4 separate regions of the Homo sapiens genome follow, and regions 1, 3 and 4 are each linked to region 2. Evidence: chromatin loops called from intact Hi-C (ENCODE). Cell type or tissue: heart left ventricle. All regions are shown on one strand. Links, peaks and the distances in the headings refer to the core of each region. The heading gives the core; the rest is flanking DNA.

Region 1 (7,554 bases), core at 2,075-6,074, 350 kb after region 2:
GGGTGTAGCAGTGCATGGTGCTATGATTCATAATAGCCAAAAGGTGGAAACAACCCAGATGTCCATCGACAGAAAACTGAACAGACAAACAAACATAGTCTAGTACCAGAAGAAAAAGTTCTATGCTTGAGACCGGGTATGGTGCCTCATGCCTGTGATCCCAGCAATTTGGGAGGCCAAGGCAGGAGGATCACTTGAGGCCAGGCATTTGAGACCAGCCTGGGCAGACCCCGTCTCTACTTAAAAAAAGGCCAGGCGCAGGGGCTCAAGCCTGTAATCCCAGCACTTTGGGAGGCCGAGGCGGGCGGATCACAAGGTCAAGAGATCGAGACCATCCTGGCTAACATGGTGAAACCCTGTCTCTACTAAAAATACAAAACAAAATTAGCCAGGCATGGTGGCGGGCACCTGTAGTCCCAGCTACTGGGGAGGCTGAGGAAGGAGAATAGTGTGAACCTGGGAGGCGAAGCTTGCAGTGAGCCGAGATTGCGCCACTGTACTCCAGCCTGGGCGACAGAGCAAGACTCCATCTCAAAAAAAAAAAAAAAAAAAAAAAAAAATTTTTTTTTTAGCCAGGTGTGGCAGTGTGCGGCTGTAGTCCCAGCTACTCAGGAGGCTGAGGCAGGAGGATCGCTTGAGTCCAGGAGGTTGAGGCTTCAGGGAGCACTCCAGCCTGGGTAACAGAGATCCTGTCTCAAGAAAGAGTAGAGAAGAGAAAGAAAGGGTTCCATGCTTGGGAAGTGATGAGGGCTTCCCCCGTCCCCCAGGGGTAATTTTGGCTCCAGTGTTAAGAACCTGATTCCAGCATGCAGTTCCCTTCTACCCTGCAGTCCCTAGAAAGAGAACCGTGATGTCTGTAGTATAATGAAACAACTGAACGCAGAATTCAGAAGTGCAGATGGATCAAGGCTGGAAGCAGCACAACCGGAGCCACTGGCGTAGAAACAGAATGCCTGGGTTCCAGCCCAGCTCCGGAGCGGGAGGAGTCGCTGCCTCACCTGTGTGACATGAACAGTAACAGGACCTTCCTCATGGGGTTCTCATGAGGTTTAAACGAGATAATACACACTAGGTATTTAGTCCCAGTCCAAGACTCAATGAGTGCTAGCAGTGGTGTTCCCAATATGCTCCTTCCTTTCTTATTATATTTATGTTATTTATTTATTTATTTTTGAGACGGAGTCTTGCTCTGTCACCCAGGCTGGAGTGCAGTGGCACAATCTCCACTCACTGCAAGCTCCGCCTCCCAGGTTCACGCCATTCTCCTGCCTCAGCCTCCCGAGTAGCTGGGACTACAGGTGCCCGCCACCACACCTGGCTAATTTTTTGTATTTTTTAGTAGAGACGGAGTTTCATTGTGTTAGCCAGGATGGTCTCGATCTCCTGGCCTCGTGATCCACCCACTTCGGCCTCCCAAAGCGCTGGGATTACAGGTGTGAGCCACCGTGCCTGGCCTCATATTATGTTTATTTTAAAATCAGATTTTTTTTTTTTTTTTGAGATGGAGTCTCGCTCTGTCTCCCAGGCTGGAGTGCAGTGGTGCGATCTCGGCTCACTGCAAGCTCCACCTCCCACGTTCTAAAATCCGATTTTAAACTGTTAAAAAAAATACATGTATATATATTTTTGATACAGAGCTCACTCTGTCACCCAGACTGGAGTGCAGTGGTGCGATATCAGCTCACTGCAACCTCTGCCTCCTGGGTTCAAGCGATTCTCCTGCTTCAGCCTCCTGTGTAGCTGGGATTATAGGCATGTGCCACCACGCCCAGCTAATTTTTGTATTTTTAGTAGAGACAGGGTTTCTCCACGTTGGCCAGGCTGGTTTCAAGCTCCTCACCTCAGGTGATCACTTTTCGGCCTCCCAAAGTGCTGGGATTACAGGCATGAGCTACCATGTCCAGTGAAAAATATTTTTATTTTCCTGGAATTTATGAGCATGTTCTTTAAGGGTATCGAGTGTCCCATGTTCTTCCTCTGTTCAGCCACCTACACAAAGGTGCAGGATGTGTGCTTCCTGAACTCCAGTGAAAGCTGGAGAAGATAGGGTCTCCACCACCCCCAGGGGACACAGCACAGCCTCAGGCCCTGCTTTCATCCATGCAGACCTTGCGCAATACCAGCATGCACCGCCAAAGCTAGACAGATATGGAGGGGCTGGGGAGAGGCCCTAAATGCCTGCAGGTTGGAGGGACTAGTACCTTATGTCTTCAACTCTATGATATGGTTGCTCCCTGATCAAGGGAAGTGGTGCCAGGCAGGTGCACGGGGTTTGGCTATCTCCAGCTCGATCCCGTGAATCTCCCCTTGCCTCTGTCCCCAGCCACTGACCAGCTGCCACGCTGGCCTCTCAGCTTGCCCTAGAGCCTGCTCCCACCTCCAGGCTTTCCTGCCTTGATTGATGTTCCCTGAATGCTATGGACTGATCGTCTGTGTCCCCACAAAATTCATATGATGAAATCTAACTCCCAATGTGATGGTGTTAGGAGGCAGGGCCTCTGACAGGTGATCAGGTCACAAGGGTGGAGCACTCATAAATGAGATTAGTGCCCTTATGACTACATCATCAACTATGTGAAGACACAGCGAGAAGGCACCATCTACAAACAAGGAAGCTGGCCCTCACCAGACACTGAGTCTGCCAGTGCCTTGATCTTGGACTTCCCATCCTCCAGAACTGTGAAAAGTTTCTGTTGGTTAGAAGCCACCCAGTGTAGTGTTTCGTTACAGCAGCCCAAACAGACTAAGACACCAAATGTCCTCATGGCTCACTTCCTCACTCAGAGAGTGACCCCCTTACCTAAGGAGGGAGCCTGGCCACTCTTTCCCCTTACCTGGATTCACTTTTCTTCAAATAACATATCCCTGCCTGGCCTTATGCAGTCACCCCTCATCGTATGTGGGGAATTGGTTCCAGGACCCCCATGGATACAAAATCCACGGATGTTCAAGTCTCTAATAAAAAATGGCATAGTGTTTGCATATAACCTGAGTACATCTTCCTGTACACTTTAAATCATCTCTAAATTACTTATTATACCTAATACTATGTAAATACTACATAAATAGATATTAGACTATATTGCTTTTTAATTTGTATTATTATTGTTGTATTGTTATTTTTATTGTATTTTTAAAAGCATTTTGAATCCATAGTTGGGTGAATCCTCAGATGTGGAACCCGCGGGTGTGGAGGGCCAACTTTACGTCTTTGTTATTGTTGGTCTCCCCCATAGAAAGTAAATTCCATGAGGACAGGGATGGGGTCTGTTCTGTTCTCTGACATCACCCCAGCACCTAGGACAGTGCTAGCTCAGATAGCTGCTCACCAGTTTTTGTTTGTTTTGATACAGAGTCTCATTCTATCACCCAGGCTGGAGTGCAGTGGTGTGATTTCAGCTCACTGCAACCTCTGCCTCCCGGGTTCAAATGATTCTCATGCTTCAGCCTCCTGAGTAGCTGGAATTACAGGCATGCGCCACTATGCCTGGCTGATTTTTGTGTTTTTAGCAGACAGGATTTCACCATGTTGGTCAGGCTGGTCTTGAACTTCTGACCTCAAGTGATCTGCCCACCTTGGCCTCCCCAAGTGCTGGAATTACAGGTGTGAGGCAACATGCCCGGCCTGCTCACTAGATTTTATGGAAAGAATGAATGAGCCTCAGAAAGCAGCAAAAATAGACAAGAGATGTATGAAGTTCAAAAAAACACAGGTAGATGGGAACATCAAGTGTGTATATGTTTGGAGGGGGGTGAGGTGGGCAGTGGCTGTTGCCCTGCCATCTGCCGCAGAAGTCAGATTTGGGATGAAGATGAATGAATAAGTAGCGGATGGGCAAAAATGGTGGGCAAAGGAGGTACATCCAGGAAAAATAAAGGCAAAGAGTCTCAAATGACTACACTCAAAATATTGGTTGAACCACATGAAATTTCTGCTATTCAACCATTCTGACCCAACAAAGTGACCATTTATTATGCTTGAGAGTGTGTTGCTATTTTGGTAGCATAAATTCACACACAGCCCATCATTGAAGAAGTGTTGGTGTATAAGCAATTTGGGGGATGGTGAGAGTAGGCGTAGAAATAGTTCATTAAATCTTTACAAACTCCCTGATCCCAGACAATTTAATCCTACAGATAAGGGAAATGACAGGTCACAGCTATAAGAGAATGAGGATTATGATCCAAGTTCATGTGGTTTGAAAACCCATGTCCCCACCGCTAACCTGCTGCTCTTGACAGCCCGTTGCGCTAAGGCACTAAACCAGGCCCTACGGTCACAAATGGACTTAGCTTCTCCTGCTAATTCAGAGGCCTGTGGGGCACTGCCCACGGCTGCCCCCTGGTGGCAGATCTACGCACTTGGCCTTGCCCTTGACTGTAAACAGTCAGGGATTAGTGAAATGAACAGAAGATGGTAAACTGAATTTTTGTGAGTTTTTTTTTTTGTTGTTTTGTTTTGTTTTTGAGATGGTTCTCATTCTGTCACCCAGGCTGGAGTGCAGTGGTACGATCTCAAGTTCACCGCAGCCTCAACCTCCCAGGCTCAGGTGATCCTCCCACCTCAGCCTTCTGAGTAGCTGGGACTACAGGTGTGTACCACCACACCCATCTAATATATATATATATATATATATATATATTTTTTTTTTTTTTTTTTTTTTTTTTTTTGTAGAGATTGGGTTTTGCCATGTTGCCCAGGACGGTCTCGAACTCCTGGCCTCAAGCAATCCTCCCACCTCGGCCTCCCAAAATGCTGGGATTACAGGCATGAGCCACCGCACCCAGCCAGAGTTGGGTTTTTATGTTCTCCCAAATGTTAGTGTTTTTAGCTGTCATAACTACAGCAGTTAACAACCAAACTGAGCCTTCCTAAGGGATGCCATTTTATTTACCACTAAACCCCAGAGATTCTCATGTAGTAGGCACATGACTATTGGCTTCAGATCAATAAAGCACATTTTACCTTTGCAAGAAATGCTCGTATTTCCTTCGGTATGCAAAACCAGCCCGTCTCACCCGCAGGTGCTCCATCAGCCCCAGGTATTTGATCTGATGCCTTATGAGGAAGTCATCAAATTTGCCTTTGGAGAAATAGAACAGAGAATGACAGGAAAGGATCCCATGGCTTCATATCAACCAAGGCAGATCACAGGCTGCAAGCTGAAGTTCAGTGGGCTGGGTCTGGCCCCAGACTCATTTCGTGAGGTCTTAATTTTTTTTTTTTTTTTTTTTTGAGATGGGGTTTCATTCTTTTTGCCCAGGCTGGAGTGCAGTGGCACAATCTCGGCTCACTGCAACCTCTGCCTCCTGGGTTCAAGTGATTCTCCTGCCTCAGCCTCCCAAGTAGTGGGGATTACAGGTGCACACCACCATGCCTGGCTAATTTTTGTATTTTTAGTAGAGACGTGGTTTCACCGTGTTGGCCAGGCTGGTCTCGAACTCTTGACCTTAGGTGATCCACCCGCCTCGGCCTCCCAAAATGCTGGGATTACAGGCATGAGCCACCATATGCCCAGCCCAATTGTGCTTTTTAAATGGGGGAATTTTATAGGAAAAAATTAAATTTCTGGTTCCTCTGAAAAGTCCTGAGATCTGGCTATCCTGAGGCCAGAGTCCCACATGGCAACAGCTGGCAGGAGAGGAGTAGCGCTGTTGCCCCTTTAGACAGAATGTGCCTTCTCCAGTTTGCCACAGTCCTCCCCACTGCCTATTGCCTTTCAACCTGTCTGCTTCACTCATTTGCTTTTCCTGCCTAGCCTCTGTGAGCCTCTGATGGTCCATTATAGTTCATTATAATGGTTCCTAACAACTATATTATAGACCATGGCAAGAGCTTAGAAACTACCCAAGTCATAGATCATTTTCGAAGACTGTTCCTTGGCTAGAAAAGAGTGACGTTGACTCCCTTCGCCTCTGACACCTGCCTGACTCAGCTGTGTTGCTCCTGAAACTGAACAACCTCTGAGAAATGCTCACTCTGAACCACCAAAGGCATTCATTTACCTTCTATTATTATTATTTTTTGAGATAGGGTCTCACTCTGTCACCCATACTGGAGTGCAGTGGCACAGTCATGGCTCACTGCAGCCTTGAACTCCTGGGATCAATTGATCCTCCCACCTCAGCCTCCCAAGTAGATGGGACTACAGACATGTTCCACCACACCCAGCTAGTGTTTGTATGTTTAGTAGAGACACGCCACCATGCCTGGCTAATTTTCGCATTTTTTGTAGAGACGGGGTTTTGCCATGTTGCCCAAACTGGTTTCCAATTCCTGGGTTCAAGTGATCCGCCTGCCTCAACCTCCCAAAGGGCTGGGATTACAGGCATAAGCCTGTAACATCTGGCCAACTTCTATCATTTAGAAAGGAAAATGATTCACATCCAGAGGACATCGAGCAAGCTTGTGGTGGTGTTTAGGATCCCAACCCACTGCCACCTTGCTTTGGCTCCCAGCCTCCTTTCCCTGAGCCCAGTTCATAATGATCCACAACTCACTGGGTTCTTTCCTGTCGTTGGGCTTGATGCAACGGATGTAGGAGGGCTCCTTAGAGATGAGGGTTTCTAGAAGGCTGCTCAGACTGTTTTTAAACTGAGTCCCCACCTGCAGAGAGAGAGAGAAAGAGAGAGAGAACGAGCCAGAGAGATACTGCTGCTTCCAACGAATACAAAAAGACTGGCCAGGGCTCAAGGTGTCAGCCCTATAGAGCTGAACTATTGACAGATTGTCTTCCTAGTGGCCATCTGGCCCATTAAGAGGTGGCTTTGGATGTCCTGACCTGAGAAGGCCAGTCTTGGTCTGGTCACGTGGAAGCTGGACAAGCATCTGTCTAGGATGCCTCACTTGCTCAGCAAAGACGTGGTGAGTGCCCAGCAGGAACCAGTTCTGCCCCAGGCCTGTCATTCTCTTCCACCTTCCTTTGTGTTTCTTTGTTGACACGTGTCCTTCATGATGCTGGTATTATTATAACTTCTTTATTTGATGGTATTTTCTTATACTCTCTCCCACTAGATTGTAAGTCCCTTGAGGGCAGGGACCTCATCTGGCTTGTTATTGCTGAATCCCTGTGCCTGGCACAGTGCCTGCCACATATACATAGTAGGTGCTGCTCAATGAATGCCTGCAAATGAACAAACTGGGACTAAACTTGGAACATGAATATCACATTCTAAGTTAATGTATATATCATAAGCCACGTTCCAAGTGATTTTTTAAGAGACAGGGTCTTGCTCTGTCACCTAGTCTGGAGTGCAGTGGCATAATCATGGCTCATTGTAACTTCAAACTCCTGGGTTCAAGGATCCTCCTGCCTCAGCCTCCGAAAGTAGCTGGGACTATGGATGCACACCACTGCACCTGGCTAATTGATTTTTTCTTTCTTTCTTTTATGTTTTTAATGCACCCAAGTTTTGTCTGACTGATTTGTTTTTATTTTTATTTTTGTAGAGACAGGGTCTCATTATGTTACCCAGTCTGGTCTTGAACTCCTGGCCTCAAGTGATTCTCCCACCTGGGCCTCCCAAAGTGCTGGGATTACAGATGTGAGGCTC
Region 2 (7,554 bases), core at 1,754-5,753:
TTCATTTATTTTCATTATTTTATTTTATGAGACAGGGTCTCACTCTGTCGCCCAGACTGGAGTGCAGTGGCATGATCTTGGCTCACTGCAACCTCCGCCTCCCAGGCTTAAGCAATTCTCTTGCCTCAGCCTCCTGAGTAGCTGAGATTACAGGCACATGCCACTATCTCCTGGCTAATTATTTTTATTTTTTTATAATGAAATAATTTTGGCTATGAATTTTCCTATGAGTACACTTTTAGCCATGTAGTAAGTTTTTCCAACTGTGATCTTTCTAAATATTCAATGATTTGGATATTGACTATGACTAAATAGCTGTGTGGGGGAACTTAAAAATCTGCAAGTCATTGGGATTTTGTTTGTTGCAGTAAAATCTTAAAGATGACCTTTCCCAATGTTCTCAAAGTGTGGGACATGCGCTGGTGGTATGCCAGAATATTCTCAGGTGATACAATGGACATAGGATCACACTTAAAAAACCCATATTCTCTTTTCAGTTCTGTGTATTCCCTGACTGTATCAAGGTCTCAGTTTGGTGCTTCTGTGTTTGAATGCCTTCCCAACATTCACTAATCTTTGTTTTCAAATAGAGAAAAGCCTTAGGCTCAGAACCTCTGGAAGGACATGGTATCTAGGAATAACTTAAAAACATTTTAATTTCGTGGCTGGGCATGGTGGCTCATGCCTGTAATCCTAGCGCTTTGGGAGGCCAAGGCAGGTGGATCACCTTAGGTCAGGAGTTCAAGACCATCCTGGCCAACATGGTGAAACCCCATCTCTACTAAAACTACAAAAAAAAAAAAAATCAGCTGGGTGTGGTGGTGTGCACCTGTAATCCCAGGTACTCGAGAGGCTGAGGCAGGAGAATCACTTGAACCTGAGAGGTGGAGGTTGCAGTGAGCCAAGATCGCGCCACTTCACTCCAGCCTGGGTGACAGAGTGAGACTGTGTCTCAAAAATAAATAAATAAATAAAATAAAAAACATTTTAATTTCATTTTATTTTTAGAGTAATAAAGCCTTCTCTTTATGGCAAATGATACAGTTTTCTAGATAAAGTAGTGGTCTCAAGTGTAGTTTACAAGCAAGTCATTTAATAATAAAAATATAGCTTATAAAAAAAGAATACTTAGATGATTTAAGGAACTATATTAAATGAATAAACGTTCATGGGGAAAATTATGACTATGTTATAGAAATGATTGATATTTGGGAATCATTAATTTATCCCAACTCTATATCCACGCTTGATCCCTTTTTACCACCAAGCCTACACCTCTCTGTTTGCATACCTCCTGTGACAGGAGGTTCATCGTCTCTGAAGACTGTAAAAAAGCAGCATCCTTAGTTTAAATGCCCTTCTCCGTTCTCCTGACCTGTGTGCCCTTTGCAGTCTAACTTTGTGATGTCCTCCCACCGAGGGCAAAGCATAATTTCCCATACCCGGGGTTGAGCATGTGACTTGTCTTGACCAATGGGATGTTAGCAGACATGCCAGGGCCAGCCCTCAGGAAGAGGATAAGAGACACCCAAGTCACCCCAGGCAACCTAGCTGAGATCAGAGGAACCCGGCAGCTGCATGAGAAATTAATGTTTTTGGATACCACAGGTTTTTTATGATTGTGTGTGTGTGTGTGTGTGTGTTTTAAGTGCAGGCAGCAATAGCTAATGGTTACAGACACTAGAAGAGAGAGTAAATAGAACACAGGCAGGCCAAAAAAACTAAATGTCTACTATATTCCGTATTATAGATGAGGAAACAGGTTCAAAGAGATGAAGACTCTTGCCCAGGGCACCTGGATGCTAAGCAGTGGAGTTGGGACCTGAACCCAGGCATTCTGTCTTCAGAACCCATGCTGGAGAGAAAGCGCTCTGGTCCCTGGGCAGTGAGAGGTAACGAGGCCAGACCACTTCTGCAGTGAAGGCCCAGGCTCTTGCCTGTCACTTTCACGGAGCTCCCAAGCCTGTCAGCATTCACTGAGAGCGCCATACCCCTAACTTTATTCCAACAAGGACTGCTTATTGTGTGCATGTATGTGTATTTAATAATGATAAGGCACTTGTATGTCATATTTGACAGGAGGGCTTTTTTCTTCCCAAGTTTAAAGCACTACTGGGAAAGAATTAGTGCTACTGGAGGCAAAAACAAAGGGACCCCATCAGAAAAGACAGTCTCTGAAACTCTGGGATCTTAATTGAACAATTACCTCTTATGCCTATGAATGGTTCATTATTACATGCCCTGTTATTATTAGCTGTTATTATTGTTTTAGATGAATGCTGGGAATTTTGTTTTAATCAAAAGCCATATTCAGCCACACCGTTCATCTCCCTGCAAAATGCATGCTTCTGACATTTCCGAATGTGATAATGTCGTAGTCGGCAGTCAGTCCCCGCACCTCGCCCAGATAACGGTGTACTCGGATCATTTCAGTTGTCTGGATGGAGTGGTTAAATACTCCAGGCCTCTGTTCATGCTGTTATTAATTTTTGGCTCCCTGGTGAAAGCATTTATATAAGAATCTAGCATCTCCTATCTTTTATTCTTTAGGAATCCAGTGTCACTGAGGACAACGAAGTGATCTTTGTTCATCCCAAGCTTTTGAGATAGAAATAAGAGGGAGGGCAGTGATGGAGCCAGAGGTCAGGATGGGAGAGGCACTGACTGGTGGAGACCCAAGCCCCAGGATTGAGGGGTGGAAGGCTGGCTCAGGAGAGGCCAGGCTGGGAGTCTTGTGTTCTTAGAGGGAATCAGAGAAAGGGGGAAGCAATATGGATAAGGCAACTGCCATGTGTTAGACGCCGTGCTCAGTGTTTGGGATTCATAATCTCAGGAACCGTGTGCGGGAGCTCATGAACCAGTGTTTGTACCATCCTAGAAATCATGCCCCCTCTTTGTTACAACACCTGAGCCAATCACCATGACTCTCCTTCCCTTACTAGGTATCGGTGTGGGAATAGCCATGTGACCCAGTTTTGCCCCATGAGACAAGCGGGGAGGTCTGCTGGGGGAGGGGGAATTCTGGGAAAAGTTTCTGGGAAAGTAAGAGAAATCTAGGAAAAGACTGTCCTCTCTGTTGCTGGTCACTATTGCATCTGGATGTGATACCCGGAACTGCAGCAGCCACTTTGTGCCCCTGAGGGGCCTTGACAGAACACAAAGATGAAAAGGACATTGGTCCCTGATGACACCATTGAGCTGCTGCTTTAACCAACTGTGAGGCCACCCTGCCTTAAGGCTTCTTATGATTATTCCAGAGAATAAATGTTCTTTCTCATTTAAACCAGTTGAGTCAGGGGGATTTTCTGATATTTGGCCCAAATCATGCTGATACAAGTACAAATTTGTATCCCCATTTTACAGATGAAGAAAGTGAGACCCAATCAAGTAAATGCCCATGACTAAGGACACATAGCCTGGATGTGGTGGAGTTGAACCTTTCTAGGGCGTGGCAGGATTTTTTTTTTTAAATATACTTAGTGTTTTTGGCCTTTCCAAAGCAGGCACACATTCTATTTCTCCATAGCAGCAGGCTGTAATGGCTGCTAACAGGTAAGGGCAGGAGAGGTTGGGGTTTGGAGCGGGGACTCAAACCCAGGTCCGCAGATCTCAGCTTAGGGTCTTCTTAGCACCTCAAGGTTCTTAGTGACATTAGGGAGTCCCCGTTCTGTTGGCACCGCTTAGTTTTGGGGGTACACCCCTTGGATCCCACAGATCTGCCCTTGGCTAGCACAGGGTAAGGCTGCTGAGGTCCCGGAGATTGGTCACCAGGGGCCGCTGTTGTCACACTCAGGGGCCTCCTCAGAGGGGTTCAGAAGGAAGCTTGGAACCTGGGGATGTGATCAGGAAGACTCCCTGTGAGCACCCTGTTGGGTGTGCCCTGAGGCTTTGAGACAGGAAATATCCCACCCCCACCCTCGTACCCTCACCCCAAGAAGGAGAGAAGGTGGCCTCGACTGCCTCTGGAGCGTTCAGGACCAAGTTGCTGTGTGCCTTCAGGCAAGTTGCCTCCCCTCTCTGAACCTCAGTTTCCTCTCTTTCAAAATAAGAGTACTCACCCCTACTTCTCAAATGTGGCTTCTTCCTCTTCCCTGAGGGCCTTCCCCTTCTTTTGTGCCTAATTCAATATGAGGGACAGGACCAGTTAGGGCGTACTAGAAATGAGACCCAGCCACCCAGGTCAGGGTTGGGTTCCAGTCCTTGCTCTGCCACAAACTCATTATGAGTCCTTGCAGTGTAATTGGGGAAACTGAGGTCCAGAGAGGAGAAAGGACTTACCCAGTTTCCCCAATTGCAATACAAGAGGCAGGACTCAGCATTTCCTGAAGTCTTGTTTGTTCCATGGGGTGTAAATAGGTGGAAACAAAAACTTAGGTGGTCAAAAAAGTTAGGGAAATGCTGGGTTAAAGCTAAAAGGGGGCTGGGCGTGGTGGCTCATGCCTGTAATCCCAGCACTTTGGGAGGCCTTCAAGGCAGGCAGATCACTTGAGGTCAGGAGTTTGAGACCAGCCTGGTCAACATGGCAAAACCCCATCTCTACTAAAAATACAAAAATTAGCCAGGTGTAGTGGAGCATGCCTGTAATCCCAGCTAATCAGGAGGCTGAGGCAGGAGAACCACTTGAACCTGGAAGGCAGAGGTTACAGTGAGCCGAGACTGTGCCACTGCAAAGAAGTTAAAAGGGAATCTTGCCTGCAGGATCTGTTAGCATCTTTAATATGTTAATGCGATTTGTGTATCTCCAAGAGCCGGGATAGGCATCTGTTTCTCAAACTCTTTTGACTGGGAAACCCACTTTCCAAGGTGACTTGGAAGTCAGCTGCACTAGGCAAGGATGGGAATACTCCACCTTTGTTATATGTCTTTTACCTAATGGCTCTGTGCTACCCAGGGGATTTGACCACCTGTCTCCTAAGTTAAACCTCACATGGTACATACATTAAAATATTAGCCTCATTTTATTTTATGAGACGAGGTCTTGTTCTGTTGCCCAGGCTGTAGTGCAGTGGTGCGATCATGGCTCACTGCAGCCTTGACCTCCTGGGCTCAAGTGATCCTCCCACCTCAGCCTTCTGAGTATCTGGGACTACAGGCACACACTACACCCAGCTAATCTTAAAATTGTTTGTACAGATAGGGGTCTCGTGATACTGCCCAAGCTGGTCTTGAACTCCTGGGCTCAAGTGATCCTCCAGCCTTTGCTTCCCAAAGTGCTGGGATTACAGGTATGAGCCACAGCTCCCCGTTGGAGCCTCATTTTACAGTTGGGAAATAGATGACTCAGGAGTGATCACTTGCCTGAGGTCACACACACCTGCACACAGCCTCAGGATGGAACGAGTTCTGACCCTCAGACAACTACATCCCACAGCACTCAGAGGGGTCCTCTTACAGGACGAATCTGCCCTATCATCCTGACCACACATCACCTGATGCCACCTCACTCCTCCAGGTGCCACCACTTCCTTCAACAGATCTGGAAATTGAGGCTCAGAGAGGCACACAAGTCACCCAGGGTCACACGTGGAGTCAGTGGGATACTAAGTTCCGTTTTCTTGCCTCCTCCCCTCCCCCTGCCACTCGCTGGCGAGCTGGTGATGGTGGCAATTTAAACAGAAAACCTTTCGTCCCTTGCTCTCACCTATCGCGCTGGCTGGACTCCACCTTCTCCGGCCAACGTTGGGGGTGGGACGGGGTGTGGGCCCTTTAAGAGCGCCCGGGAGGGATGGGCAGGCGCAGTGGTGCTGGGCACACGTGGAGCTGCGCGTGGAGGAGTCCAGGCTGCAGCCGAGGGAGCTGAGTAGGGCAAAGTTAGGAGTCGCTGTTTGGATGGCAAGTTCAGAAGTTGGAACTTGTCTCAGTTTCCCCGCTCCAGAAATGGGGTTGTGATATAAAGACAGGGATATGAGTGAAGAAAACACAGAGCCACCCTGGAAAGGTGAGTGTCTACTAACATAGCTTCCTCTATCCAAATCTGCGCCTGAGCCCCCGTGGCCTTCTGGGGCAGCTCTGATCTCTCTGTAAGGTCACCTGTCTCTGACCTGGGGTGATCTTCTAATGGTCACTATGACAGGAAGTGATAGCCGAGGTTTTCTGCACACCAGGCTACCGTATTGGACAGCTCCGTGGTAAAGGGTGTGAGCCCAGGACAGCTAAGTAGAGAGAGAAGGATCCTAGTGTCAGAACAGAGACCTAGAGAAGGACTGCAGCTCCTGCCCGGGGCCTGGATGAGATGGTGGCTTCTCCTCTCTTTCTCCCTCACCCACCGGGATGTCTGGGCAGTTGGGGCTCTGGGATCCAAGGCTGTGCCTGGGTTCTGGAGCCAAATTGGCCACATTTGGCGGTTGACAGTTGTTTTCTATTCTCTGCAAAGGGTTGCAGCTGGGAACTAGGACTCAGAATCAGACAGGCCTGTGTTCTATCCCAGCCACTTCTCCATTCTTCATCCTCAGCTGTGTGACTTTGGGCAAAGTGATTGCCCTTCTGTGGGTCTCACTAACCTTGTCTGTAATGTGGGTGCATGCACCTCTGTTGCGCCGAGTGGTTGTGAGGCACAAGTAACGTTTAGCCCCGAGCCTGGTATCTGGTCTGCCTGTAGTTAAGTGTGGGATCTCAGTAATTGTAGCAGTGATAGCAATGCTTTCGTCACCTGTCCTCCCCCCATCAATGTGGTAATCAAAGGTGATTGATTGTATAAAGAAACCATGCTAGAATGGCCACCGGAGGGCACTTTGAGATCAGCCAGCCCAGTTCCTAGATGGGGAAACTGAGGCCCAAGGAGGCACAGGTAGTCAGGGCTAGAGCCCCAGCTGGGTTCCTGGGCCCAGACCCAGACTGTGCCATGCGCCCCTACATTGCCACGCACACAGACCCCACCCTGTGGAGGATGAGGAGGTTTTTCCAGGATAGCAGGTGCATCCTTTGCTCTGATATCCAAATATGAGGGACCGGGCATGGAGAGTGGCTCCAGCCTCTCCCGTTTCCCCTCTCCTGATGCCCCAGTGTGGGTACGCCTGGCAGTTGACCAAGGACATGGGGACCTGGGTGACCAAGTTGGTGCTTGGGTGGCCCCAGTGGTGACACCTGGGAACAGCTGAGACATAGGCCACCTCCCAGTGTAACACCTGGCCCTAGACCTTGGTTTCCTGCCCCACTCCCTCCCCGAGTGCTCACACTGTGCTTTTGTCTGCTTGAATTCCATCTCTGGTTCTGGTGCCGCCCCCCCTTGGGAAATGGATTGGTTAGGGTCACTCACGGTGGCATTATCAGGATTGGAACCCAAGTCTAGCTCACTGCAGAGGCTGGGCCTGCTGGGCTTGCCCCGTCCAGGCTCCCCCGGGTTCCGGCTGCACCCAGGCGGGCTTTGATTATGAATGAGGGTGGGGGTGGGGCTTGCAGCCAGAACACCTCGCTCCCTCTCAACATCCTCGTGGCCGTTGGTCAGGTTGTGTCCTCATCTGTAAAATGGGCCTGATTTTATCATCTACCTGATAGACTCAAGTGAGGTCAGAAAAGCACTCTGTCAATTGCAGTTTATACTAGTTATGTCCTATT
Region 3 (7,554 bases), core at 2,338-6,337, 250 kb after region 2:
AAGGACAGGCTTCTGCTTGAGCTTGAGGCGCTTCTCAGGTGGCATCTTCCCCTTCTCTAAGACATAATCCTCCATTTGTAACGGCTAATCCTCACCATGGTAACGAAAAGCCATGTTACAAATGGGGAATTACCCTAAAATGCGATATAAGAAAGCAGGGTCTCTGCGGGAAGCTTCAAAGGCCAGGTCAACTGGGAAGGAAAGGAGGGGGCCCTCCCTCCTGGCAAGAGGGGAGGAGGATGGGCGAGGGGTGGGGAGGACAAGGGACCAGACAGAGCCTCAGCTTGGGGCTCTTTCTGAGGAAAACAAATAACACGGCAGGTCTCAGGAGCCCATGGGGGCAGTGGAAAGGGAGCTCAGCCAAAGGGCGGACCTACCTGACCCATGACGTCCTCGTCGTAAGACAGCGTCAGGCCCAGGTCAGTGATGTCCCCATCATAGCGCTAATGTAACAGAGAAGGGGAAAGTGTTAGGGCCATGGAGCACTATGTGCTTAAGAGGTTTAACCCTCCCTTGAGGCGCTGCTTTGGTGCTGGGAACACCCATGGCTGCTGAACAGCTTGACGCAAAGAAAGTCATTCGTGACTTTGAGGAAGGAGGTTGTGAGGATCAGCCCCAAGTGGGACTGCCCACAGGGGGATGTGAGGGGCCTGTAGCAGCTACAGCAACAGCAATAAGAGAGGACAGGCCATCTCCTTCTGGGACTTCGCAAGCTGTGAGTTCACACCAGTGCTCGGCTTAGCTCACCCACCATTCCATGCTCACCTTGATGGAGGTGAGGTTTTTATAGAACTCGGAGTCCAGAGAAGGCAGTTCATCCACCGAGCTATAGAAGACGCTGTGGTGGTGCCCAAGCAGTTGGCTCAGGAAGAAGGATGCAAATGGCACGTCCACCACAATTCCCTGGGAGAGCAGAGAAGCAGAGCTGTCCATCAGCCAGGATTCTGATGCAGTGTTTGGATTGGGGTGGCTCAGGGTGCAGACATGGCCCAGGGGTGCCATCGGCATTTCCAGGCCCCTCCTAAGTTTCCAATCCGGAGGGCAGTATCTCCCCATCCTCTACCAAATACAACTGAGTGCCTCCTGGGGACAGCGCAGTGGTCAGGACACATGGTTTGGAGCTACAGTGCTCAGGGATTAAATCCTAGCTGGGCTGCTGCCAAGCCAGGGGCCCTCAGCTGTCTCACCTGTCAGTGGGGGGCAGCACCAGCCTCTCAGTTAAGAGGATGGAACGTGCACAGTACCAGCACCCCCAAGCTCTCAGGGCAGCCATGGCATTGGCAGGGGCCAGAGGAGCACAGAGGATAAGCTCTCCCCCAAAGGCAGAGTTGGGGAGCTTCCGGGAGGAAAAGCCAGCTAAGTGAGGCCTAAAGGAGCCAGCCAGGCACTGGTACGAGGCCCCAGGCATACTCCAGGGATGGAGGGCACGGAAGCAATGGAAGCTATGTCCAATGAGGATGCAGGGCCAGGTCAGGGAGGGCCCGTAAGCCTTGCTGCAGGCTGGATTCTGTCCAGAGGGCTCTGAGCAGGGAAGGGACAGAGCTGCACTTTTATGTGGGGAATGGGCTGGCGAGAGGAAGACAGGAGGCAGACACAGCCAGACGGCTGTGGCATGCTGCCAGGGGAAAACGCCGACAGACTGTGCCAGGGTAGCGGCAGGAGGGTGGAGAGAGACATGTGGACTGGAGAGGCTGAGAGGGGACAGTCACTCGGACTTGATGACACCTGTCAGAGGACCGTAAGGGGTAAATGAGTTAATCCATGCCACTCCTCATGCAGGGCCTAGCAGGTCCCATCTTCTCTCGTCAGCACAATTACTGTCAGAGGTGAGGGAGGGAAAGGACACAGAGGCGAGGCCTGGGAAATGGCATGACATTCAGAGAAGCCAGGAGGCCATGCTTTCCAGGTGGCCCAGGCTCTTCTGAGTGTCATCACAGCAACGTGTTTAAAGGAAAACATATGCCATGTGCTCGGGTGGGTCCTAATGGGATTTTTAACTTTTTCAATGGAAATCAACTGAGAAATTGTTTCTATTATGCAGATGAGGAAACAGAGGCACAGAGAATGGGCCCAGGACCCAAATCACTGGAGGGCACAAGGAAGACTGGATGGTGTTTGGGCAGGGGCTCAGATGGGCCACCTGATTCCATCATGGCCAGGGACTGAGGCCGGTGCACATAGACTGTTTCCAGACAGAGAGAACAATGGATTATTCGAGAGTGAAAGGAGTTTGGCCCTGAGACCTCCCTCTCAGCTTGGCCCAGCTGCTGGCTCTTTCTGTTTGGAAAGCATCTGGCTTCTCCAGGTTCCTGGGGTATGCGAGGAGTGCTGCCCAGGTGGCTCGCTTCCTCCGTGCTTGGGCCAGAAGCTCAGCAGAGCCTGAGACCCAGGCAGGGTCCCTGCAGCTCTGGAGCCCACTGCGAAGGCCACACAGACTGGCTGGGCTTGTGCTGCAGCTTTCCTTCCTCCTGGGAAACAGGACTCTCCCAAGGAACAGGCGGTGACTTCCCACTGAAGGTGGTCCCACCTTGGCTTTCAATGGACGGGGTTTCAATGGACAGGAGCTGTGTGGGCCACATCACCCTGACCCCATCAGGCCACAGAGTGGAAACCCAGACTCACTTCCTCTTAGTAAGGTGAGGATGACTGCTCCGATCCACCTGGTGTGAGCAGCTGGCTGGGCACCGTAGAAGGCCCTCCTCACTTACCATTAACGGCAACCCAGGAATGTGGCTTTTCTTATCTCCACTTTACTGATGCGAGAACACGGCTTAAAAACTAAAGAAACTTGAAGGCACATGGTCACACGGCTGACTAGGAACAGCTGGTCCTGTCCTGTTGCCATGGCTGGGAAGCACTCACTCAAACAACACAAGATTTTAAAACTATCAAACTCCACAAAATGCTGCCCTCCTACAACGGGGACCCAGCCTCCGTGTGGCCATCTGGCTCTGCACACCACTCCTCATGCCTCAGGAAAGAAGAGGGCTGGCCTTAGGACTTGGGCCGGCCTGGGTTCAAATTCCACCTCTACCACTTAACTAGCAACGAAACTCTGGACAGGTGACTCCTCAAAGCTTCAGGTCTCCCATCCTTAAATAGCCAGGACAGTGGCAGCCCCGTCACAGGGCTGTCGATGGGATGAGATGAGATGCCACAGGCAAAGTACCTAGCACTGGTGTACAACAAACCTTGGTTCCTGCCCCTGTCCTCGCTTGTATCCTAGTGACAGTTTACATGGCCAAGCCTGATCACATATGTGTATGTGAAGAAGCCCATGGTACCGTTAACATTTTATTTTACATTTCTCTGTTTCTTAACGTTCCTACCTCATACACAGCCTTCCCCAGCATCTTCCCCACAAACTCGAAGAGCTGCAGGTAATTCTCATGGATGTAGGATGTGGGTGAGGGGTACAGCCTCTCATCCCCACTGGTTGTCTGCAAGGCAAAAAGACGGGGAGAGGCAGAGGTCAAGTGCCTTGCAAGGAGCAAGCCCAGCTCTTCACTTCTTGAATCTGGCTGCTGTCAGCCCTGCTGTTGCTCCCCTTAAATACCTTGAACAGATTGAGTGCTGGGTCAAAAACTCTCTTGATGATCTCTTCCAAGAACTCCTTAAAAACACCGTCTTGATCAATCCCTGCTTCGTCCACCCCGAGGTCATTGACAAACTTCACACGGATGACCCCCTTCATGGCGTGCTGGGAGAGCTGCCTAAGCTGCTCGTAGCCGTCCTGCCAAGAGCAGAATTACAGCCCATTAGGAAGCCCAAAGCCTTATGCACACAATTCGGGGTTCCCTCTCCTCTGTGCGAAGCTCTCCCAGCATCATTACCAAATGTGCAAATTATGAAACGTGGATGCATGACAGGAGCCGTTCTCACCTGCTTTTGAATGAGTGCTGATTAAAAGCAAAGATTCATTTGGGGATGTGACAGTATCACTCCTTGGCAAGGGGAGACTGACCTCAAGGGGACAGAGCAGTGAGATGGGGAAGTTAGACAAAATGAGTCATGACAAGCTCCTGGCCATCAGACAAAGGATGAAAGAAACCGGGACAAGATACATTTCTCTCTCTCTCAATGCTAAGAGTATCTTTAGCTCATGGTAAAAAAAAGAAAAAAGAAAAAAAAAAAAAATCAAACCTACAGAACACTGTAAAATGAAAAGAATTACCCATCACCCCTCATCTCCCGCTGCCTTCCCAATCATGAAGTGCCTGCAAGTCATGCTGAGGAATTTAGGGGACATCCTGAAGGTAATGGGAGCTGCAGAAGGTTTTAGGCAAAGAGTAACAGGGCTGACTTTCTGTCAGATCTTTCTATTGGCAGCAGAGCAGGTGGATGGCAGGGATCAACGCAGGGAGCAGAGACCGAGATGTGGGGGTGGTGCTGGGCCTGGACTTCTGGCTGGTGGTCAGCTCTGTTAGGACACAGCCATTCAGCACATCTACTCCATCCAGACCTCAACATGCACAGCCCCAGAACCACAACTTTGGAGTTCTCCTACTAAATCATCTGTTTAGTTTGTCTCTTGATTCTAATCTGTTGAGGCCTTCCTGGCTTCTGGTTCCATCATCTAATGCATTCCTAGTACTTGGGGTGCTGAGGTTTTTATTTCAGAGCAGTGACTATAAAAACAGTGCTGAACAGCACAGGGCCCAGGGAAGAGTCTGTTGGCCCGACTTGAGAGGCCCAATCACCAGGTGAAACTGATGTCTTCAGACACTGTGATGGAACAAGTGACCAATCAACCCTGCTGTCCTATGAAGGCCATGCCACATTTCTCCCTTTCAGCTACAACTGTAACACTGTCACATGCTTCGCAGGTTAGACAGGCTGTCTCCACAGCATCCACTCGGCTGCCGTCTGGTCCCCTCATCACAAAGCAAACGAGCAGTATGCCAGTGTGGCGAGACCTGTTTTGGGGAACCCTTGCTGCCTTCCTGCCATGTTCACCCAGTGATCCCCAAAGGACTATCCTATGGTGCCCCGATTCAGGGGTTAGGCTTCAAAGTTAGTGGGCAAGGGAAAATTACCTCTCAAGACCCCTAAGTCACATGTGGGAACAGGAGCACAGTTTTGTGGAGGCAAACCTGAGAAGGACTTTTTATGTACATAAAGTTTGAGAATCATTAAGTTAGATGACAAAAGGGAGAAACAGGAAGTCAACAGGCAGCTGTAACAGCATTTAAACCATTCTGCCTAAATTTAAGATAATTATCTTGGCACTGAGATGAGAACGGATGGAGAATTCCATCAAGTTCCTGTCTGCCTGCAGGAGTTCCTCCAACCTGCTTTAAAATTATGCCTCCCCAGCCTTCACACGCATTAGTAGATGCGTTTGTGGTTATGTGGATGAAATGGGATGGTACATGTGAAAGCAAGTGGCACATGGCCTAGCTCAAGGAGCGTTTACTGGATTCAAATCTCAGTCTTGCTTGATCAGCTCCACACCAGCCTCTTTGTTTAAACGTTTAGAGGGGACTGCCTCTTGTGATACATTTCCTGCCTTCTGGGAACTGGCGTGGATATGCGAGGATTATATCCATGCCTCTTGGGAGGTGAATGTGAGTCAGCGTTCCTCTTCTTCACTGCATCTCAACATGCACACACAGGGAATACTGAGCTAGAAAAGGGATGCCTGGCTTCCAGGCCCAGCTCTATCACTGATATCCAAGTGACCTTGACTGAAGTTCTCTGGCCTCAGTTCTGCCTTTGACAGAGACAGGGGAAAGGACTGGGTAAGAGTATGTTTGAGGATCCTTCCGGTTCTGAATACTAGAGTTCCAGCCCAAACTCACCCTCTGGGAAGAAGAGCCTTCCTACAGGACTTTAATATCTGGAAGCCTAATAGAGAAGCATAGCCCTCAATACTAACCATAAAAAAGGAAACAATGCCCAGGAGAGCATGAGTCTGAGATCAGCTTACTGACGCCCCCTTGTGTCCAAATCCAGCAAAGGCCCCTGGGCTCTCATATTCTAATAACCAAGCCACCAGATTACGACAACTGGGATAACAATGAACAACCCTCTCCCCTTCTCCAGTGGAAAGTAAAGAGGAAAAGGGACTTTGCCTAAAGCCTAAGACAGACATCTCTTTTGCCATCCCTGAGGGATATGCTTTAAAAAGTAGGGCCAGAGTAACTGGGATGTCAAGTGAATTTCCAATAAGCAATGATATTTGTGAAGGGAGTCGGATTCTGCCACTCTCAGGAGATACTGCAATCTATACCACCCCAGACTCTTCCCATGGGTGGGTGCTGGCCACGTCTGGGTAGGCGTGATGGGTAGTGGGGCTGAGGATTTCTAGAGACAAGGGAGATGCATCTGGGTCTGCAGAGGGAAGTGCTAGAAAGGGAGTCCCTACCACACAATTGGGCTTTTTCTGAATCAAAAGCAGAGGTTGCAAATGGGTGGCCCACAGGTTGAATTTGGTGGAAAGACAGGTGTTATCTGACTTTCTAGGCACTTTACAGAGTTCAATTAGTTCACAACATGGAAGATCTGAATTTTGGCCTTCTCTTAAAAACTCAAGAGCGTTATGGAGCCCACCTCGTCACATGGCAGGTCTGGAGGAGCTGAGTGGCGGTGGCCTCTTCTGGGGAGGCACGTGCTTCCAACTGCTCCCCAACACTGAGGCTGGGTGTCAGTTGCCATTTATCAACTCACTCGTGGGGGCTATTTTTCTCAAGTAGAGCTACACAGACCAAGAGGGCTGTTTCAAGAACAGGAGGGCGCAGAAGTGGAGATTATTTCTATATGTCTAGCACGCAAACAGAATGCTCCTGTAATGAGACCCACTCAGCCAGCTTTACTCCTTCACATGGCCTGCAGGGCCCAGTGGGCCCTTCAATTCCTTATGCCTACCTTGAAGAATGTCAGAAACATCCACTGTTCAGCACACACTGCCTTCCTAGCAGCTCTCGGCATTGATCACCAGTGGCCAGGGGCACTCAAACAAGCTCTCCAGTAAGGAGTGACACAAACAAGGTACGATGCACCGAGGGAGAAAATGAAGACACGTGAGGAGGAACAGCTGCTGCCAGAAGCCATCTGCTGGTGGGGGTGGCTATCTGGCCACATACTTCAGGGGATCCCGTGACTGTCCTACACTACAGGACAGGCTCATGGGGAACTGCAGCTGGAGTGTGATAAAAAGGTCTGAAGTGCAAACATGGCAAATAAATGAAGCCAAGCCTCTCCAGGGAATGGGGACTGTGGCTCAGTCACCAATTCTATCGCTGGCAGGATGAGCATGTATGGGTAGGCTGTGCACTATACAAGCCCAGGGGAGGCTGTGGCATGGATAACACAGACATCGTAGGTAGTTAAGTTTATGACAACCATGTTCCAGCAGATTGGAGGCACGGTCTTGTACCAACAAAACCAATGTATTGTGACAATTTTCTGACATATGAGGACTGGGTACCTATCTCTAATTTACATGGAGTCACCGTATAGTGGTAGTTCCAGACAACGGATTTAGCTCAGGTGGGTCACTTCAGTGGTATCTTGTAAGTTTCTGTCTACAAAGAACTTCTGGCTCTGTGATAA
Region 4 (7,554 bases), core at 1,157-5,156, 180 kb after region 2:
AAATATTATAATTTGAGAACTAAAGAGCTCAGACTAGGAACCAGAGCTCCTGGCCTCAAATCCAGCTCTCTGCCCCTTCCTAGAAGACAGTAGGTGCTAAGAGACAGCCAAAGAACTTGTCCAAAATTAGCTGGAAACCAGGAAGGGCTGGGGAAGGAAGCACCTGCGAGGTGCGGGCCCCTGAGCCAGGTGTCTTCCAAAGGGCGCTAGCTGAGGAAACAAGGAGGAAAACAGCCGTGGAGGAGAAAGGAGCTGGCTGGGCCAAGCACAAGCGAAGGGCAGGGCCGGCCCCCCACCACGCTTGCTGACCTGGAGCCAGCCAGCCAACGCGACTGGCTGCCAGCAGGCCACAGAAACCTTGGTGAGGAAAGACTCCTCACCAGGCCAAGTGTGGTGGCTCATGCCTGTAATCCCAGCACTTTGGGAGGCCGAGGTGGGCAGATCATTTGAGGTCAGGAGTTCGAGACCAGCCTGGCCAACGTGGCGGAAACCCTGTCTCTACTAAAAATACAAAAATTACCCAGGCGTGGTGGCACACACCTGTAATCCCAGCTACTTGGGAGGCTGAGGCGGGAGAATCACTTGAACCTGGGAAGCAGAGGTTGCAGAGAGCCAAGATGGCGCCACTGCACTCCAGCCTGGGCAACAGAGTGAGACTGTCTAAAAATAAATAAAAGGACTCCTCACTGACAGAGACGACATCAGTGCAACCATAGCAGCTACTCTGTCTGGAAAGAACCACAGTATTTCCTGCCTGCCTCCCAAAGTGAGACCCTTGCCAGAACCAGGGAAATTCTCTGAGAACTTCAGGCTGCAGACCCTGGGAGCGGCTCCAGCTTATGACCTGAAAGGCACTGCTGTTCCCCTCGCAAAGAAGGTGTCAGTGCTATGTGACCGCCTCTTTGCAGAGGAAGCAGGGAGGTGGGAAAGCCGGTGGGCCTTAGGTGTGTTTCTCCAACAGCGACCCAAGGGGTCTCAACCTAGGGGCTTTGGACCATCTGGGCAGGGCGCCTTGAGCCAGCTCTGTGCACCATTCTGAAGTTTTGGGGCTCTGGAAGACACCCTTATCTCTCAGCATAAGACAGTTATAATAATGAGTATTTATTGAGCACTTACCGTGTGCCACGCACTGTGTCAAGGGCCTTCTGTATATTTTCTCATTGATCCCCACGAAACCTCCATAAGGTGGGTATTAGTGAATCCCACTTTCCCGATGAGGAAGCTGTGGCCTCCAGAGGTAAGCTGTCTTGCCCAAGGTCACATGGCCAGGGGGTGGGCAGGGCTGAAGTGCTCAACCACCACAATGGCGTGCAGAGATGACCCTGGGGTCATCCAGTTCGGTATCTTCAGCCCTGGCTGCATTTTCTTATTTTTTAAAAATATTTTTGAGACGGGGTCTCACTCTGTCATCCAGGCTGGAGTGCAGTGGCACCATCATAGCTCACTGCAGCCTCCAACTCCTGGGCTCAGGCGATCCTCCTGCCTCAGCGTCCTGAGTAGCTGGGACTACAGGTGTGCAGCACCATGTGGTGCTTGGTCACACGTTAGAATCACCTGGGAGCTTTTAAAAGATGTCTTTTTAAAAAGATACCGCTGAGACAGATTAACTCAGAATATCTGGGGTGGAGTCAGGAATTCGTGGGTCCTTAGGTGGTTCCGAGGTGCAGCTCTGAGAGCGAGAACCACTGCAATAGGCAATGAGAAGGGGTGACAGCCGCAAGTGCCAACTGTCTACAAGGTAGCCAGGAGTGTGACACCAGGCCCATATGGTGGCCGCAGGGGTGGCTGGGTTGAAAGGTTGCTCTGGCCAAAGCGCACCGGCAGCTGCTTCACTGGAGCAAGAGTGTTGAGCTGGCCCCTGCCCCAGGAGTGACATCCTGTCCCCAGGGAATGAGAGAGAGAGGGCCTCAAGGAGCAGACGGGCTCTGGGGGTCTCAGCCTCTGTCCCCTGCACCCATCTCACAGCTGCCGCGGACATCTATGGAAGCCTGGGGAGGCTCCCAGGCCCACCTCCTAAAGGCTGGAGGCTGGCTGTCAGCCAGCGCCATCACTGAGGGCACAGCAGCCTCTGGCCTGGTTGTTCATTAAAATCGCGTGGGGAGGAAAACATGCAGGTCCGAGCCCCACCCCGGTCAAATACATCCGAATCCAGAAAAACGAGCCTGAGCACAGAAAGCTAAAAAATCGCAGTGAGCCTGCACACAGAGCCGCACCCAGCAGACACACGTAGGGGCTAAGAGCAGGCTCTGGAGTCCATTTGAATCCGGCCTCAGATGCTGATGAGCTGTGTGGACTTGCACCAGTTACTCGATCTCTCTGACCTTTGGTTTCCTGGTCTGTAAAGCGGGGATGAGACTAGCAATGACACTGAGGTCGGGGCAGAGATGAGAAGGGGCGATGCGTAAACACGCCTAGTCCACAGTGAGCGTTCAGTATTAATTAGTATTACTGCTTTATGCGTTGTGTTTTGAAGGGAAGGGGCAGGGAACAGCCATCAGTGATCTGGGGCCATTTCTACAAGTTAAGCTGGGGTAGGCGTCCTCCCTTCACTCTCACGTTCCCAGCAGTGATCCCAGGCCGGGCCCAAGGCTGGCGTGGGGGTGGAGCTCGGCTCCTGCTCCTCTCACCCTGCAGGAAGACAACAGCAGGGAAGGCCGCCAGCTGCCCCCTAGTGGCCAAGGGCAGACGCGCACTGAATCGCTTTCACCTCATCCTGAAATCCCTGCGCCGGCCCCCACCTTTCCACTCGGCCTCTTTGCAGGTCCGTGGGTCCCAGAGGTTCTGGCTGGCAAGGCACCAACTACAAGGGTTTCCTGATGGCTAATGGCATTTCGGAAAGCACCAAGCTGACTGCAATATAAAGTTCAAATAGGGCCGGTGGGGGGCGGGGGTGGGGAGTGCCAGGCACCCGGGCCAGAACATTTGAGTCTGTTTTCTCCATCCAGCCAGTTCATTTCAGAAAGGAAGGCGCGCCCCAGGAGCGATGGCAGGTTCTGCTTTCCTGTCTTACACAGGTCTGTGCTCTCGTGGGTGCTTGTGATTCTGGAGCTAGGAAGCTCAACTTCTCCCTCCGCAGCAGCAGCCTAGAGTTGTGCTGATGGACTGAGAGCCGTGTCCCAGTCCCTCTCCAGCAAGGGCCATCTGGGAAAAGCCACCTCATCCCCAAGACGCACAACAAAGTGACCCCAAACCCTATTTCCCTCCATTGCTGAAGAGCTCCATGGAGGAAACAGCTGGAGAGGGGACAGGGACAGAGGGAGGTGCTGGTGGCCTGGAGTCTCTACTGTTGACACAAAATCTTTTTATTCCCCATTTGCCATCTTTTCCACAAACCTCTCAGGTACAGATCGGAAGAAAGTGCATATAAACCCTGCCTTATTTAACCAGGCCCACCGCCTCCGGGACAGCCCCTGGGGGAGCCCCATCCCGCTAGGTAGAAGGGAAGGCCACACCAAGTGCTGAGTGAGCCACCCAGACAGCAGGTGCTCTGGGAGGGAGGGGCGACAAGGGGTAGGGGAAGGCTTCCTGGAGGAGGGAGAGGCCTGGCCCTGAGAGACAGGGGGCGGTCCCTGAAAAGGGAGAGAGAAGGCACACTTCTCCGGGAACCAGGCCCCAGCACCTGAGCATTGGACCCAGGCGGCCAGGAAGAACACAGGCCAAGGCGGGGGCCTGAAGCAGATGGGACTGTGGGAGCTTCAGGGAAGCAGCCCTTCTCGCCTCAGGTCTGGAGTCTCAGAGGACCCTCCTAGGCCTCCTGCTCGGCTGGCTCCAGAGGATGCAGAGGGCAGACCATGCCTCCCTAGGTCCCACCGCTGGGACTGCAGAGCTTGGCTGGCATCGCCAAGCGGCTGGGGCCTCTCCAGCAGTGTCAGGAGCTGGGCGCTCGCTGGCCAGCACAGAGTCGAACTGCAGCCCCCAGAATAATCCAGAAAGGGGCATCTGGGTGGGGCTGCAGTGTCGTGGGCTCCTCTCAGAGGCCATCCAGGGCTTGCTGGACTCGGCTGTCCAGGGAGGTGGCTGAGTGGATGGAGACGCCGGGGGCACCGATGCTGGTTTCCAAGCAGTCAAAGCCACAGCTGGTCAGGGCCTGCTTCGTGGCCTCCACTTCTGGCTGCTCCAGCCCTGCGGGGAGGGAAGGCAGGTCACCCTTGACAACTCTCCGCTCCGTGGGAGAAGCTCATCATATTCAAGGCAAAAGCCCAGGCCTTCCTGCTGTGCCTTCCTGGCTGTGACCCACCTGAGCCAACAGGCCATAAAGCCCAAGGTTACCTGCAGCCCCTCCGTGCACTGGAATGCCCAGCCTTGCACCCCCAGGGGTTTAGGGAGCAAGAGTTAAAAACATGGGCTCTCAAGTCACAGGACTTGGCCTTGCCTTGTACTGGCCGTGTGGCCTCAGACAAGTGACTTCCCCTCTCTCAGTCTCAGTCTCCTCATCTGGGAATGGGGCTAATGATGACTCCCCGTGCAGATCTCAGGGAGGCTTAAAGGAAATAACGCAGGTAAAGTGCCTGGCACAACACCTGGCACAGCGGGCACACTCCAGAAATGTCAAGTCCCACCATCGTCATGGGCTCTGAACTAGGAACCAACAGTTGGGGTTGGCTGGAGTGAGGATGTGGCCACCTCCTGAGGCCTGGGAGCCATCATGGAGTGTGAGGGGATGTCTGGAGCCTAAGGGGGCTCAGTGCAAAGCAGAGGGGAAAGGAAGGATGAAGAACAGAGAGGAGGAGATAAAGACAGAAAGAGAAAGAAGGAAGGAAGGAGGGGACAAGGAGCACAGAGGGAAATGGAGGCAGGTGGGACCGGTTAGTGCCTACTGTAGGCCAGGAGCGAGCCTGAGGGCAGAGGTAGGTGTCAGGTGGTTAAACACTAGCAGAAGCCCCTTGCCAGGCCCCCAGGCACCAGGGAGCTTCCTAAGCCAAGCCCATTACTCGGTCTTCCTCTTTCCCCAAACCAACGGGAAGGAAACCCTTTCGTTTTGTAGCAAAATCAACCGCATCCTGACCACATCAAGGGTACAAGTGGGGCAAGGTTAGGCAGACGTGGAGAGTGACAATGCCCTGGTTACTTCCCAAGCTTGTGCGGACAGCCCCGATGACAGGAGCCCCAGCCACAGCCCAGCCCTGCACCAGGCTCTCTAGGTGCACTTTCCTGCTTGAATCTGGGCAACGATCTTGCAAGCTAGATACTCTCATCCTTATTTTACCAATGAGGAAGCAAAGACCAGAGGTTAACTAACTTGCCCAAGGCCACACAGCGGAGCTGAGACCTGTTTCCAGGTCTCTTTTTCCTTTCAAGGGAATTCTCCAGGTGGACCCCTCTTAGGAGCCCAGGCTGGCAGCCTGGCCCACCTACCCCCGGGATACCTGGCTTGAGGAGTGTGATGCCACAGCCACCACCGCCTGCGCCAGTCAGCTTGCTGTGAAGTCCGCGGGCCCTGGTCACCTGGCAGAGCTGGTCCAGAGAGGCGTGGCCCACGCCGAGGGCATTCAGATGGTGCTGGTTCATGTCAATGAGCTCCTAGGGGAGAAGGTTCCATCTGTTCCCACTTGGCCTGCCTGAGGCCAAGGTCCTATGCCCACCCCTGAGCCTGCCTCGTCCATCTGACAGTTGTTGGCTGGAGACAGCCAACGGCTTTGCCTACCTGGCACCCTGGCCCTCTCCACTTGTAAAAGAATCCTTCTGCCCTGCAGCATTTCTCACGGAGCTTGGGTAGAGCTGAGCATACCTTCACCACAGCAGTGAGCACATATCCTAGGGCTGGTCACAGAAGCCTCTGGCACTGGTGACTGATCAGGGATGGGCATGTGGTCCAAGCTGGGCCAATCACAGCCCTCCCAGGGTTTCCTCTGCCCCTTCCCACTAGAGCTGCTAAAATAATTAACTTCAGACACAAGTCGCCAAGATGACCTATCTTGCCACATGATCAGATATTACGTGGCAGATGGACAGATTCCCGACACATTGTTTCAGCCCCTGGATTGAGCTATACCTGAAGCCATTTACCTCTGGTCTTCTCAGTTGAGAGCCAATACATTCCCTTTCTACAAAAGTCTGGTTGAAATGGATTTCTGCCATTTGCAAGAGAAAAAGTTTCAAATAACATGCCTCCCTACAGCTGCCTTGGGGACTGGTTTCAGAATAAGAACTAGGTGTAACTCCAGCAAGGCCATAAGCAGGGAAACAGCTGTTTGTCTAGGTTTCTTCAGTTATGCAGGATAAACTTCCTGCTCTTTAAGGATCCAACAAGATGCATGTGGATGAAAAAATAAAACTTCACAGCTTCCACTGCCCAGGCACCCAGTAGTTAGATTTCATTTACCAAACACCCACAACGTGCTGGGGCTCTAAGGATGGGTGCCCAGCCACGGTCCCAGCCATCAGGAAGTAAAAACCATGGGATTTGGAGTCAAGTAGGCCTGTGTTCGAGTCTCTGCTCTGCCCCTTTTTGGTCGTGTGTCCTTGAGCAAGGTCTTCTGCACTGGGTCTGTCTCCTGCTTGTAAACCGGGGTCATAAGAGTATCTGCCTCAGCAGGGTGTGGTGGCTCACGTCTTTAATCCCAGCACTTTGGGAGGTCGAGGCGGGTGGATCACTTGAGGTCAGGAGTTTGAGACCAGCCTGGCCAACATGGCGAAACCCCATCTCTACTAAATATACAAAAATCAGCCACGTATGTTGGCGTGTGCCTGTAATCCCAGCTACTCAGGAGGCTGCGGCACGAGGATCATTTGAACCTGGGAGGATGCAATGAGCCAAGATTGTGCCACTGCACTCCAGCCTGGGCGACAGAGCAAGATGACTCTGTCTCAAAAAAAAAAAAAAAAAAAAAATCTGCTTCTTTGCCCTGAGACGAAACAAGGTGAGTTTTCTGTTCAATGCCTGGCACGAGATATGTGCTGTTAGTATTTTTATGGGTACGTTAGCATCATCCCCACTTTACAAAAGGGGAAACAGAGGCTCAGAGAAGAAGTGACTTGCCCACGATCACTGAGCTAGTAGGTACCAAGCTGGCACTGGAAGGCGGGTCTGCCTGACATGAAGCTCCTGTCTACCCTGCCTCTGAGAGCACCCCCTGGCATTCCTCACTTCCGTGTGAAGCTCTGTTCCGGGGCACCTGGATTGCCTGTATACCAGGAGTTGCCAATCACTGAGGCATCTCTGCGGAGGCCCACCTAGCTCTCCCGCATGGGGATGGCCGGTCAGGCAGGGTTGGAGTGGCCCTCCCCAACAGCCTGCCTCATACCTCGCTCTGCGCCAAGCTCACCATTTTTGACAAATGAGCAGACAGGCATGATGGCCTGGTGGCAGCCCCGGGTGCCTCTCACCAGCCTGATGGGCTGGATGTGAGAGAAGACTTCTGGGGGCCGCTCTCTGCGCCTGAGCACCAGGTGTCACGTTGCCGAGGCAGGTTCCAGACACCTGTCACATTCTGATCCAAAATCTGTCAAGGATCAGATGACAGGTTGTGACACAGGAGAACAGTTCGCTGGTTTGAGTGCAAAGCTGTCCAGGAGCTGAGCTGCACATTTCAGCGGCTGCCACAGCCAAAAATA

What was found. Peaks named below come from ENCODE experiments on the same cell type or tissue, not always from the same donor. Only the 100,000 strongest peaks of a DNase experiment are listed, where the experiment ranks them.
Region 1: a loop joins it to region 2, with 8 times the contacts of the local background. A loop is called at or near these places in 70 of 110 quality-filtered maps.
Region 3: it touches region 2 in a loop (6-fold over the local background); 92 of 110 quality-filtered maps call a loop at or near these places.
Region 4: a loop joins it to region 2, with 13 times the contacts of the local background. A loop is called at or near these places in 103 of 110 quality-filtered maps.

Annotation. Positions count from the first base shown.
Region 1 is chr12:109,424,999-109,432,552 of GRCh38, reverse strand. It overlaps MYO1H (myosin IH), which reads right to left. Exons shown (of 32, transcript NM_001101421.4): 18 at 6,502-6,607; 19 at 4,967-5,084. Among named protein-coding and RNA genes, the nearest start is that of KCTD10, 49 kb to the left of the region's middle. In heart left ventricle, for the core only: CTCF peaks have their summits at 4,142 and 4,349 (motif pointing left); a DNase peak (open chromatin) is centred at 4,322.
Region 2 is chr12:109,771,681-109,779,234 of GRCh38, reverse strand. FAM222A-AS1 (FAM222A antisense RNA 1) reads left to right here and starts at 5,748. Exons shown (of 3, transcript NR_026662.2): 1 at 5,748-5,938. RefSeq lists a silencer at 3,637-3,931 and an enhancer at 6,660-7,159. In heart left ventricle, for the core only: CTCF peaks have their summits at 3,566 and 3,770 (motif pointing right); a DNase peak (open chromatin) is centred at 3,784.
Region 3 is chr12:109,517,327-109,524,880 of GRCh38, reverse strand. It overlaps UBE3B (ubiquitin protein ligase E3B), which reads right to left. Exons shown (of 28, transcript NM_130466.4): 20 at 3,557-3,733; 21 at 3,330-3,440; 22 at 766-903; 23 at 378-443. Among named protein-coding and RNA genes, the nearest start is that of UBE3B, 43 kb to the right of the region's middle. In heart left ventricle, for the core only: a CTCF peak has its summit at 5,942 (motif pointing left); no DNase peak of the experiment used is centred there; H3K27ac peaks cover 1,971 bases.
Region 4 is chr12:109,592,994-109,600,547 of GRCh38, reverse strand. MVK (mevalonate kinase) reads right to left here. Exons shown (of 11, transcript NM_000431.4): 10 at 5,367-5,520; 11 at 2,423-4,122. The coding sequence ends at 3,971. Among named protein-coding and RNA genes, the nearest start is that of MVK, 23 kb to the right of the region's middle. RefSeq lists an enhancer at 1,331-2,020. In heart left ventricle, for the core only: CTCF peaks have their summits at 2,471 and 2,674 (motif pointing left); a DNase peak (open chromatin) is centred at 2,637.